Regions from separate parts of the Homo sapiens genome. Here region 1 is linked to region 2. A link is a contact called in ENCODE Hi-C or POLR2A ChIA-PET data. All regions are on one chromosome and are shown on one strand. Each heading gives the region's core, a stretch centred on a gene start or an enhancer-like site at or near the end of the contact. The rest is flanking DNA. Distances are from core to core; before and after follow the strand shown.

Evidence for each region. A loop is a pair of places that touch in the nucleus more often than their neighbours do. ChIA-PET counts read pairs that join two places held with the same protein, here RNA polymerase II (POLR2A). Pooled maps may share reads with other maps.
Region 1: a loop to region 2 is called in a pooled map, with 5 times the contacts of the local background. The contact joins two enhancer-like sites. A Hi-C loop is called at or near these places in 1 of 168 maps with a recorded cell type or tissue (IMR-90) and 4 of 50 pooled maps. POLR2A ChIA-PET finds 5 or more read pairs at or near these places in 2 of 52 experiments (AG04450 and WTC11).

What each region holds. Positions count from the first base shown.
Region 1 is chr7:80,215,525-80,222,229 of GRCh38, forward strand. GNAI1 (G protein subunit alpha i1) reads left to right here. Exons shown (of 8, transcript NM_002069.6): 8 at 1,779-6,705. The coding sequence ends at 1,969. Among named protein-coding and RNA genes, the nearest start is that of GNAI1, 84 kb to the left of the region's middle. Within about 2 kb of position 3,372, at least 3 of the 41 ENCODE cell types and tissues checked have a DNase peak (open chromatin) inside an H3K27ac peak, as active enhancers do.
Region 2 is chr7:80,075,802-80,082,633 of GRCh38, forward strand. No RefSeq gene overlaps it. Among named protein-coding and RNA genes, the nearest start is that of GNAI1, 56 kb to the right of the region's middle. Within about 2 kb of position 2,775, at least 2 of the 41 ENCODE cell types and tissues checked have a DNase peak (open chromatin) inside an H3K27ac peak, as active enhancers do.

The DNA.
Region 1 (6,705 bases), core at 2,122-4,621, 140 kb after region 2:
TAAAAATCTCATAATCTATGCTGTCATAGCACATTACACAACATTCCTATGGGCATTTGTCACATTGTATTACACTGGATTCTATAAGATATAAAAGGAGTATGAGGCTTGTGGGGTATGATATTTACTCTTGAAGAGTTCACATTCTAGTTTAGGAGATTCAGCACTGAAAAAGAATTTAAGACTCTATAAAGCAATATAACAAAAACTGAAATAGTTATTTCTAGGAGGAGGAAAAAGTTTTTAAGTGATAGAGAACCCAGCTAGATTTGATTAATTAGGAAAAGTTAGATGGAGTGCCAATTTTGAGCAAATGTGAAGGCAGGCAGAGATCTCAGCCGGTGAAGTAGAATGAAGAGGAAGTACTACAGTACCACAGGTGGCAGTTTGCATGTTAGGTCCTCACGACATGGACCTGGGGTGAGCGCCAGTGTGGAGGAGAGGATCTCAGAATGATGGCACTGCAGAGCAGGCTGGGTAGTAGAGGACCTTGAAAGTCTGGCAGATAATTTTGGATTATTACTACAAAAGAGGGGTTTAAACAGTTTTTTTCCAAATGAAATTTGAATGTTTTTCAGTTTTTTTATTGAAGCATTACATAGAGCATTACATTATATACATTAATGTATATTATAATATTATGTACATACATACATACGTACACACACACCCTCAGCATAAGTGCGTGTTTAAAGGTTAATGTACCAGTATCCACCACTCAGGTCAAGAAACCAAACAGCTTCAGGACCCCAGAAAGCCCCATCATGCTTCCTCTCAGTCTTAACCAATCAAACCCTCCCCACAACACACACATAACACAATCACAACCCATACACATAGTAATCACTGATTACTCACTGATAATCACTGAAGACCTTAATAAAAGAAAGAACACAAAGGAAATATACACCCACTTCACATGTTCCACAGACACTATTGGTGAGGTTTTTGTCCTCACCAGTTCATTTTTCAAACATTGTTGGATCATACAGTATGCGATCTTTTTGCATCTAGCTTCTTTTGCTCAACAGTACACTTAGGAGATTAATTCATGTTACTGAGTACTTTCATTCTCACTTCTTCTGTGTCTTCAGTGATACACAGTTCTGTCAAGTGTATATCTAGAAACTGAATTGCGGGGTCAGAGTGTGTGTGTGATTATCTTTAGATATTGCCAAACAATTTCTGGAGTGTTTGTACTCAGAGGAAGTCTTTTATAGTCAATAACCTGAAAGCTGGAGTGTGTCATTCACTTTTTTTGTAACCTCATACTCCTAAACATCATTGTAGACCTTGGTACAATTTTTGAATAAAGAAAAATGAGTGAAGAATGCAAATTAATGTATATATAGAAAAGGGAGGAAAAAATACTGATCAGCATTCAGCCAACATTTTTTGATCCACCATTGGGCCAGAACTGAAATAGCATGCCGTCGTCAAGCATCTGAGCTGGGGTGTAGAGGACAGAGGATAAGAGGATAAAAGATCTGGCATTTGAGGATTGAGGCAGGAACAAAGATCATGATGAACACGGAATGCCATGTAAAGGAAATTTTTTGTTTAAGGGATAACTTAGTCATTAAAGGTAATTAACATGGAGTGTTTTTCATTTAGAAGAAATAGTGTCTCCCATTCTAGAAGGGAAAGCACAGTTAAGGAGTCCATGAATGAAACTGTATGAAACTGACTTCAGTTTCATATGTATGAAACTGAATTCAGTATTTTAAGCAGTTATTTTAACTTTTTGCATTTATGTTTCTTTCCTTTTTCCATCTCAGGATCAAACACATATGAAGAGGCAGCTGCATATATTCAATGTCAGTTTGAAGACCTCAATAAAAGAAAGGACACAAAGGAAATATACACCCACTTCACATGTGCCACAGATACTAAGAATGTGCAGTTTGTTTTTGATGCTGTAACAGATGTCATCATAAAAAATAATCTAAAAGATTGTGGTCTCTTTTAAGTTTTGCAGTTCATGGTAAAATGCATTTTCAAACCAAATGAGTACTTATATATGGATCTCTGTAGACTAGAGTCTTGCAGCAACACAGAATGTAATATAAGGCAAATGCATCTGGGACTTGACCAAAGTTGTTCTGTTTTGTTTTTTTAACTGAAAGTAACAGAAGGACCTTTCTTAAATGTGACAGATGGTCCTGCAGTGTGAAACTGAAGGACAGTGTTAAAGCTGGGCTCTAGTATATTGATGATTTCTGCATAAGTGTAAATATGCAAATGTATGTATACATGTATTTATGACTTTAGTTTTCGACATTATTTTTAGGTTTTAAGAGTGGCAACTTAGGATTTTAGGGTGATGGCTTTGGAAATAACATAAATATACCTTGTACTGAATGACAGACTATTACTACGTTTGCCAGTTTTAAACAGCTTTATTTATGTTCATGTCCTGTAAATTTTTAAGTACAGTAATTAATATTAGGAAACATTACAGCCCTTATCTAGATTATATGTATACTTGTATTAATAAAAATGTTATTTGTACAAACATTGCACAGACTATTTTAATAACATGATTTGTTCTTTAAATTTTATGTGTTTTATTGAAATGTTCTTAAGATGAATACACCTGCCTTTGGATCAACTATTTAAACATTGTATGCATTTTGATTTTTCCTACTTTAAGAAAATAAAATAATTTAATTTTACATTAGATTCCACGTTAGATTTGGTTTGAAAAACTAAAATTTCAGATTTCTGAGGATATACTGTCTTAGACTTATTGTACACACTTAGTTTTTATTCACTTGTTTTCACTCTGAATTTTAATATTTGGCTGATATGAATGCATTGCCTCAAAGGTGATGTCATCTTAATTTTTATTCACTTTAAATAACTACATTTTTGTTTATAACTAAGTTTGGAGGGATCCTAAGAGCATTTTTGTGGGTAAAAAAAAAACCTGTGGACATAATGAATTTTGAGACATTGATTGGTGAGGCTTTTATTTCCCTTGAGGAGTCTCTTGTACCTAGCATACATGATAGCTCCTTGTTGGGAAGATAACAAGAAGGATCTTTGAATACTCTATTGCTGATATAATGCAAGATTTAAATTTATACATATAACTAATTTCAAATGTAATTATCACACTATGTTAAAATTACTTTTTTCCCTTAGATAATTCAAATTTCTCCACTTGCTTGAGATTATATCATTTCTTTTTCAATTATACTATTATTTCTGAGAATGAAATGGACGATTACACTTAGAAAATGAGTAATAGTGTTTAATAAGTCAGTGATTATATGTGTGCTCAAATAAGTGTTATGTATCAGCTAGATACTGAGCTTTGATAGAATAATTTTCTTTTGATTATTCATGATGTGTCATCTCTGACCTTGTTTCAGCAAAGTAAACAGCACTCCCCACCCCACCCTCCTTTTTTTACTCATCTTGGAAAAGGTTAGTCTTTCAGTACACGTTGCTGGTAAGTAGTTTCCAAGTTACGTGTTGTCACTGGGTTGAAGTATATTTGTGTGTGTGTGTGTGTGTGTGTGTGTGTGTGTAACCATAAACTATATTCATATCTGTTTCATTTGGAGGATTTTCTTCTTTGTAATGTAAAGAAATTCAAAGTTATCAAAGTTCCTTAAATGTGTTAGTTTAGATTCTTTATGTGCCTTTCATGAAAGATATGTTTTCATTAATTTTACTGGTGGACCTGTAATATCCACATTGTGAAGCTGTGTATGAAATTCAACTATAATATGAATAAATTTGAATCATGAGAATTATGGGTTAAAAAGCCACAAAGAAGCACATATTGGTGACCATCATTAATGAAATCCTGAACTTTATTCTGTGTAATTGTGTTAATAAATCCTAATAAATTTAAATTTTTAAAATTTTACAAACCTATTGGCTAAGTACATTTTGGATTAGAATTTAAGTATCAGTCTGTTGTTTCTTCATTTCTTCTTTTTCTATGCTCTTTTTACAATTTCAGCTACTCCAGAAGCTCAGATTTTCCCTGTTCCAAGCTATGAGATGTGATGCCACATTTGGAATTGCCTTCTTGATATCCCCTTCTGAGAATGCATTGCCTGCTTTTTAACTCATTATATTCAAAACTAAATTCATCATCATTCTCTCCTTACACCAGTTCTCACCCTGACTTTGCCATTTTTCCTTACTAAGTACCATCATCATTTATTCCTTCAATGGGGAACTTTTTAGTTTAAGTTCTGGGATACGTGTGCTGAACATGCAGGTTGGTTACATATGTATACATGTGCCATGGTGGTTTGCTGCACCTATCAACCTGTCATCTAAGTTTTAAGCCCTGCATGCATTAGGTGGAACTCTTCTGATTCCTAATCTCCATTTCAATTTACTGACAGTTCTACAAAGCCTTAAATCTGTTTTTTGTTTGTTTTCCTTTCTATTCCTACTACTACCTATTCAAGTCTTTGCTAAACTTCCTCTTAAAATGGCATTATTAGTTAAATTCCCCACCTCCCATTTCTCTCTTCTCGAAAAACCCAGGTTAGTTATCCTAATGTAGAACTGTGGCCCTATCACCTTCTATTCCTTGATCTGCATTGGCTCTGATTTGTCAATAAAATTAAGTATAAGTTAGCCTGCCATTTAATGCTCTTCATCACCTGAGGCCTGTTCCTTTCTACACTGTATCCAAATAGTGTCCTGTGCATAACCTGGGCTTTCCTCCAAGTACTGTATTACTTACTACATGTGATATGCTTAGAGCAGTGCCTACAATGTGGGAAGTGTTCATTTGTGTCTGTCAATGTTATTTTTATTAGCACTTTTAAAATGGTGTGTAAAATGTATTGGCACTTTTAAATTTGGCACTTTTAAATTTGTTTGTGATACCTCTTTTAGACTCCTCTGGCATCTGTTCTTCAGGGTGCCCTTCTGGGAACTACATGATTCTGATAGAGCTGCCAATCGCATTTCTTACTTCTCCGTCTCTAGGCTTAGACCTGACCAATCCGAGTCCTCCAGCATTGGACGAGTGAGCCAATCATTGTCCCAGTTGCCATTCTTAAAGTCCCTAAGGCGCTTGTGGTTTCTAAAATTCTCTTCATTTCAGTAACCTTCTAAAAGTCTACTTTTTTATGCCTAATCTAGTTTAATCGAATTCAGTTTGTTACTGAAAAAGTACTGATTAAAATCCATATGTTCTCATTGAATACTGACAGTAACTAGAGATCAAAAAAGGCTTAAAGAGGTTAATTAACTTGAGCAAGACCAGATGAAGGTTTTAAACCTAGAGCTTCTGACTCCATGTCTGTCAGAGGACCCCAAAGATGCTACCTTATTTCCAGAAAATGTGTAAGTAGTGTTTCGCCTATCCCCACTCTGCCCTTGAGTTCCTCTGAGCCATAATAGTTTTTCAGATTTAAAAAAGGAGATACTTATTAATGTCTTTCATCAGAGCTATTTTTTACTCCTTAGATGTGAAGCTACTTAAGAGCACAGTTACCATTTTTTACATCATTTGCCGTTTGCAGAACCACCTTATGTAAATGAATTTAGTTGATACTGTAATCATTATTACAGATGGTAGCATCATCATTGCTTAGTGTGTTATGTTGGAAGTAGAAAGTGATGGTGAAAATCCTAGGCTCTGGCACCCCGTCTGGCTTCAAATCCTGGCTCAATTTCTTATTAACTGGGAAAATCTGGGCAAATAATTTAGTTTTGCTCTGCCTCCATTTATATCATCTGAAAATAAATAAGGATTAAATAATCCATTAATTTTAATGGTTGTTGTCAGCATTAAATAAGTTCACAGTACATGTTAAGTACCTAGAGGGGAGTGTGGAATGTATAAGCCGTCAATACAATTTGCTGTTATTTGATTATAAATAATAGTTTTAAGGTGCCTTTAAAATCATAATCAGTGCTTAACAAATGGTTGTTGATACGTGCTTTGAATGAAATGCCTCAAAAACAAAACTCTCATAATTCGTTTTCATAATGAAAACTAAGTGTCTCACATATTGATACTGGAAAATGAGAAAATGCAATCTCTAATCAACTTGAGGACACTTCTGTCGTTTTAATGTAACCAATAGTATGAGAGAGTTTATATTTTAATGTTAGGTTGGAAATTTTCTTTTTTTTTTTTTTTTTTTTTTTTTGGTATGGAGTCTTGCTCCTTCACCAGGCTGGAGTGCAGTCGTGCAATCTCCACTCTCTGCAACCTCCAACTCCATGGTTCAAGCAATTGTCCTGCCTCAGCCTCCCGAGTAGCTGGGATTACAGGCATGCGCCACTACACCCAGCTAATTTTTGTATTTTTAGTAAAGGGGGGTTTCACCATGTTGGCCAGGATGGTCTTGATCACCTGACCTTGTGATCTGACCGCCTCGGCCTCCCAAAGTGCTGGGATTACAGACGTGAGCCACTGCGCCCAGCCAGTTTTCTTTTTTAGTTCTTTTCAAAACCCTTTCTTAACAGTTGAAATGCATTTATATAAAGAAGTTTACGTTTCACAATCCCACTGGCCTGTTTCCCAGGCATTTTTTTAAACCAATTACTGTTTGCTTTGGTGTCTGTTGTGATTTCTCTTATTTAGTTGGATTTTGTAGTTACTTTAAAAGTTACGAAATTTCACATTTCATCAAGTCCAGAGGCCAGAGACACCCAAATATGCACAGACAGGAATCAGCTGCAATTGTCCAAGCCAGAGCTGATTAGGCCTCAACT
Region 2 (6,832 bases), core at 1,525-4,024:
AAGTACATTTCTCAGCCGGGCGCGGTGGCTCAGGCCTGTAATCCTAGCACTTTGGGAGGTCGAGGGGGGGGGGGGCGGATCATGAGGTCAGAAGTTGGAGACTAGCCTGAGCAATATGGTGAAACCCCATCTCTAATAAAAATACAAAAAAAAGAAAAATTAGCCAGTCGTGGTGGTGTGCACCTGTAATCCCAGCCACTCAGAAAGCTGAAGCAGGAGAATTGCTTGAACCGGGGAGGCAGAGGTTGCAGTGAGCCGAGATCATGCCACTGCACTCCAGCCTGGGCTACAGAGTGACAGTGAGACTCCATCTCAAATAATACATAAATAAATAAATAAATAAATAAATAAATAAAATAAAGTACATTTCTATTCCTAAAGGAATGAAATGAAACTTCCTAAAAATGAGATGTAATATGTATGGATTATGTGATCTACATAAAATCAAATTTACCTACTTAAATATCTTCAATAATTCCCATGATAAAAGAAAAAGGAACATCCTATAAAAGACAGGAGCATTAAGAAAATGGAATATCAAAATGTCATGTAGAGGAAGGTCAGTTAGTGATACAGGAAATGTTAATGATATATTCTAAAAAGAGGATTTACAATGAGTATGTAGTTTGCCTTTGCCTTATGATCCTCCCCAAAAGTTGTTGGTGAGTCTGAGCTATGCAGACTTTGGAATGGGGAGGGGTTGCACCCTCCTAGTGCATACACCCCAGTGGGGTGTATATGGCGTACGTTCAGGAGGTGAATAGACTCGCATGGAGTGTCATAACCCTTACAGAGTGAGGAGGACATCTATGCTGGGAGGTGGCCTGATGTTGGATGTGGAAACCCAAGCAGAGTGAGGAGGGCTTTTGCACAGGAATTTTGTCTGGTTCAGGGTGTCAGAGCCTTAGAGGGGCCAGGAGGATGTCCGTGCAGCTATCTGCCTGTTAAAAAGTATCATATCCCTTGTAGAAAAAGAAAGTTATCTGTGTAAGAAAAAATGGTGACGGTAACAGGACATTAGTTACATACAAGAATATTGATAAAATTAGTAAATACATTAAGTGTAATGAGAGCTAGGTTTCTTACTGTCAATGAAAAGAGGTACCAATAGGAAAAGGGAAAAAGCTAGAATTAATCCTGTAGTGTTAGATAGGAATTGGAGATATCAGTGTTATCTCATGCACTAGATCTACAGATAGGTGAGTAGATTAAAAAAATAGATGTATATGTGTACGTGTGTATGTGTGTGTGTGTCGGTTCTCCTCTGCTGCTGCCCTCAACCCCTTCCTGTTGATATTCCCTGGCCTCTGGTCTCAGCCCTGAGCACTTCTCACATTAAACAGTCAATGAACAACCAACCTTGAAACTTAGGAGTCCTCCTTGATTCTCCCTTCGCCTAAATCCCTGCATCCAAAAAGTAAACACATCTTATTTTCTTAAACCATTCCTCAAAACTATTCTGTAGTTGCTAAGTTTGTGTTATGCATTTTTAACCTCAAAACTTTTCCATCTATTCCAGCCTACCTACTTCTGCATTAATACAAGCCTAAATTACTGCCTCTTTTCCAACCTCCTTGCCTCTAGTTTATTCATTCTGCCATTCATTCATCAAGTATATATTTAACTTATATTACGCATTAGGACAAGACAGCCAGTTCTCGCCCTCATGTAATTTATAGCCTAGTGGTGACTAATAAACTAATTTGATAAATAATTACAAAATTAACCTTGTAAGTATAATTGCGATACAGATGCAAAGGAGAACTACAGGAGTTATGAGAAGATATAACCAAGAGAAAAGTTCTAATCTGGAGGATGAAAAAGTCATCATCAAGAAAGTTGTATTTGGGCATGGTGGCTCACGCCTGTAATCCCAGCACTTTGGGAGGCTGAGGCTGAGGTCGGGAGTTCGAGACCAGCCTGACAAACATGGAGAAACACCATCTCTACCAAAAATACAAAATTAGCTGGGCATGGTGGCGCATGCCTGTAATCCCAGCTACTTGAGAGGCTGAGGCAGGAGAATCACTTGAACCCAGGGGCGGAGGTTGCAGTGAGCCCAGATAGAGCCATTGCACTCCAGCCTGGGCAATGAGACTGAAACTCCATCTCAGAAAAAAAAAAAAAAAAAAGAAAGAAAGTTGTATTTGAGCTGTGGTCTGAAAACAATAATGGTTTTTAATGGTGGGATGGTTGGGATAGAAGATTCCAAATAATAAACACTGCATATGCAAATTCATCAAAGCAAAAAGAAGCAAAGTACATTCTAGAAACCAAAATAAGCCAGCCTAGCTAAAGAACAGTGAGGGAGGGATAGAGAAGAGGTGGATTTGAGAGATAGCTGGGAGGTAAAATTGACACGAGTTTGGATGCACTGGATCTGGTGTTATCTGGGAGAGGGAGGTATCAAGGATGACTCTTGAATTGCTGATTTTAGCAACTAGTTAGATGATTATGCTATTTGCTTTGAAAAAGAACTGGAGCGATTCCAGGCTTGCAATGGAGGAGGAGGAGAAAGAACATGTTTACTTTCAGTTTCAGGTAGAAAAACTTTTATCTGCCTATGGAACCACTTAGAGGAGACAAATGGAGCTTGGAGGAGACATGTGATAGACGTGTAAATTTGAGGGCAGCTGTTGAAGATAATAATTTTCGGAGACAGAAGAGTCAAAGAAGCTAAAGGAAGGAAGCCTTTCTAAATGCAGGAAGTGATTAAGTCTCAATGTCTGCTGACACATCGGAGAAAATAACTAAAATTCATCTATTGGAATTAACCATATGAAGGTCAAATTACTTCAAACTCTTAAACCTACCAGTCAGTGGGAGGGCTGGTAGTGGGGGGTGCAACCCTCCCATGGGACATCCCTCAATTACTCACCTCCACCACAGGGGACTTATTCACATTATTTCTCACTGCCCCACCTACCCATGTTCCCTCAGAAATATTACCTTTACTCAAGCCCTGACTCAAATTTCTCCCCTGAAGAACATTTTTGCCTTGTGTTTTTATTTACAGTGCCCATCACTTTTAATGTTCATTGTGATTTTTATATATATGTTATCTCTCCCTATAAAAATATTAGCTCTTTGAGGGCAAGGATCATATTTCTGTCATCGTTGCTTCCACAGTGACTGGCACATGGGATATAAATATGAGTTCAGTTGTACTTTTTAAATTTTCTATTACTCATGAGTTGCTTTTCAATGAATTTCTCATTATCCTGTTTCTCTTTTCATATGCATTTCTGAAAGAGGCTGACAAGATGTTTCCCAGTGAGCTTTGCCAGGTGTCGGCATATTCGTGAAGTCACCATGGATACAAGTTCTGTTCCTCAATTTTGTAAGTCAAAAAATCTTAATTTCACTGGTTAATCTAGTGGTGACCAGATTCTAGAAAGTATTCACAACAACTGAGTTTATAAAAAATGTATATATATACAGATATATATACACATATGTACACACACACATACACACACACACATACACTCCCCCCCACACACAAATCTGAAGATAGCATACATTCATATGTTAAATATTCCAAATTAAAGAATACTTTGAATGTTTATGAAACATAGAAAAAATAATATACACATTAAAATACTTAGCTTGTCCATGATTTTCATATTTGATGTTTTGAAAAAGGGAAAGACAATGATAGAGAAGGCAGAATCCATAGATACTGTGAGAGTCGTGGTAAAGTAGGAAGAACATAGTGCATCTGAAATGAAACAAACCAGGGTACCAATTGCAACTATGGTTCTTAAGCAATTTTTTTTATCCTTAAACTGGGAATCACAAAGCCTACCAAATAGAATTATTATGAGAATTAACTGACTCGATTTATAAAAAGTTCCAAGCACGCTATATTATATGGGTTGAGGCCTCTGGACTCAAACTGAAACATCGGCTCTTCTGGAGCCTTCAAATAAGAACTACACCATCAACTCTCCTGGGTCTCTAGCTTGCCAACTGCAAATCTTGGGACTTGTTAGCCCCCATAATAGCAAGAGTCAATTCCATATATATATGGAATATATAGGATATATATATATGGAATATAGGAGATATATCCTATTGGCTGTGTTTCTCTGGACAACTGACTAATAGACATATCTTGGGAGAATGAAAGAGTTTGATGAGGGTCCTCCTAGTGGCATAGTTAATGATAAAACTCACTGTAGATTATTGTCAATATTTACTATCTCAACCAATGCCTCCAGATCTCTTAATTGATGTAGCCTGCTAAAAGCATACATTTACTAGAAATATTTAGCAATATTTAGAAATTTTAGTCAGCCATTGAACGTTTTCCAAGGTACACAGGTAAACAAATTTCTGATAGCAACACCTATTGCTACTTTTTTCCCTCCCTGACATACCCAGTTGTAACATTTCTTTTTCATATTTGCAGCATTACAGTCATAAGGAAATGTTTAATCCATCTCAAAAGTGTTCATTAAAGACACCGTAGAAGCTAAAGCATGTGTTTTTGAAAGGCAGTGATTTTTAAAATGTCTCCCCACGCACTCTCTCTGCACACATGGGCACGCACACACTTGCACCATCCATAAAATGTTTATATGAGAAAAGGAGCGTATTTTATTTGGAACTAAAATATACTAATCATATTTTATTGAAAATATTTTAAATTTTACTTAAAGAGCTTTTGTCAAAATCTGTGCCACACTTTTTTTTTTCCTTAGTTACTGTGGAAATTTTTTTCTGTAGAAAAAATGTAAGATGCTACCTATGGTTAATTTTTGCACAGTCTTTTGGAATTTTAGTTAACAGATGAGCCACAGTATAAATTTTTTTACTACAACAGGGCTCCAAAGGCAATATGGATTTGAGAAAACTACTCAACATTTTTATATATGTTTCAGTCAATAATACAATCTTTATTACAAAATATAATTTCAAACATGGTAAAACACAAATTTATAAACTTACTCTTTTTCTCTCCCTTATGTCTAAAGGAAAATAAACATCTTTCCTTGTCCTTGTTAACAGATAATTTTCACACAATGGTAAAATCATGATGCTCACACAGATATAAAAATAAACAGTTGTTCATTGCTATTTAACTCAATCTTTAAAAACAGGCAGATATTATAACTGGTTCAAACAAGAACTCATGAACAGATGCATTTATAGATCAGGAATATTGAAGTAAATGTGCAGATGGGTGCAAAACTGTTTTTCCAGAAGTAGGGGAGGGAAAATTGCAGTCAATTAAACCTCTCTCCAGAAAGGAAAAATTTCATATGCCTGTAGACAATAATTTTTTTTTGCATTATTATCAGTTATCTACATTTAACACAGTGGTAAAATAGCTTCCAAAGAATCAGAACCAGATAACCTGAAGAGGTATTCTGTAGGGCCTAACAATCTGTAGTTTTCCACTGAAGCACATATTTTTCTTTACATTCAAAAATGTGGTGTGTGCCTGCAGTCCCAGCTACTCTGGATGCTGAGGTGGGAAGATGGCTTGAGCTCAGGAGTTTGAGACCAGCCTGGGCAACATAATGAGACCCAATCTATTAAAAGATAAAAGAAAGCAAACCCTAACCCTGTCTCTACAGCTGTCAATGAGCAAAAATATTGGCATTTAAATGTGTTTTCATTGTTTGGCCATATACTAACCAAAAATTTCATAGAGCTTCAGAAGGATAACTTAAAGCCTCATTCCTCCAACCCAGCCAGAGAAATATAGCTTTTAAAAGACTCAGATTAATTCTTTTAAAAGGCCCCAACTGTTCAAAGTTTATGATGGAGTCAGTGGGGCAGACAGGGGTAGCGGATGGAAGCTGGCTGGAGAGAGAAAGAAGGGAGATGTTGGAAAGAAAGAGGAAAAAGGGAGATGTTGATGCCCTCTATCACTTCTCTGCCTGTCATTACCTAATCCTGTCTCTAAAAAATAAAAATAAATGTGGGCTTTGTTATTTAGCACAATCGTATTTATACATGAATCTATTACTTTTATACCCAGTAATCTATTTTTTAAACTGTGGTATTTTAAAATATATGTAACATAATATTTACCATTTCAATCATTGTTAAGTATAAAATTTAGTAGAATTAAGTGCATTAACATTGATGGGTAACCGTTACCCAATCATCCATTTTTTTATTCCATACATTTCCAGGACCTTTTTCCAGGGGAAACTGAAATGAAGTAGTAAGAGGAAGAAAACTGTAATACATTTTATATAAAGAAAGCTTCTCCTTGTCAGCGGATATTTTTCAAAACATCAGTCTATCACTAATACATTGTTATTGGTGACATTTCATATGTTGATTAAAATTTGCCTGAAAAATTGGTTTGAACTTGTGAAACACAATAACAGACCTGGGATCTGAGGCTTGTTTGCAAATGTAAGAATCTGTTTGTAAAAGGCCACCTTTCAAAGCATCTCCAATATGTCTTTTTCCTACTAATATAAAAGGGTGGACTCATTGCTAGACAATAGTAATAAATAATTTGTTTAAAAGCTAAGACTCCATAACAAAGAGAATATGTGTGGAGGTCTTTGGCTGTAATGGTGTTTCCTGATTACCTCAGTCCAGTCACATTTAGAACCTGTCATCATGCCTGTGGGGTTTCCTGCCTATGGTTTTTTCAACATTAATAAATCATTTTACTGATTCATAGGACCTCTTCTCAGCTTGACTCTCTGTTTCCTGATTGGAGCCCACTGCTTCTGAATCTACCTCCAATCAGAGTCATATAATCATTAAAAGCAACAACAATAATAATAGCTAGCATTAATGACATGCTAGGCCTTTAATTCTCCCAATAACCCCATTGCAAACTTATAGATGACATGAT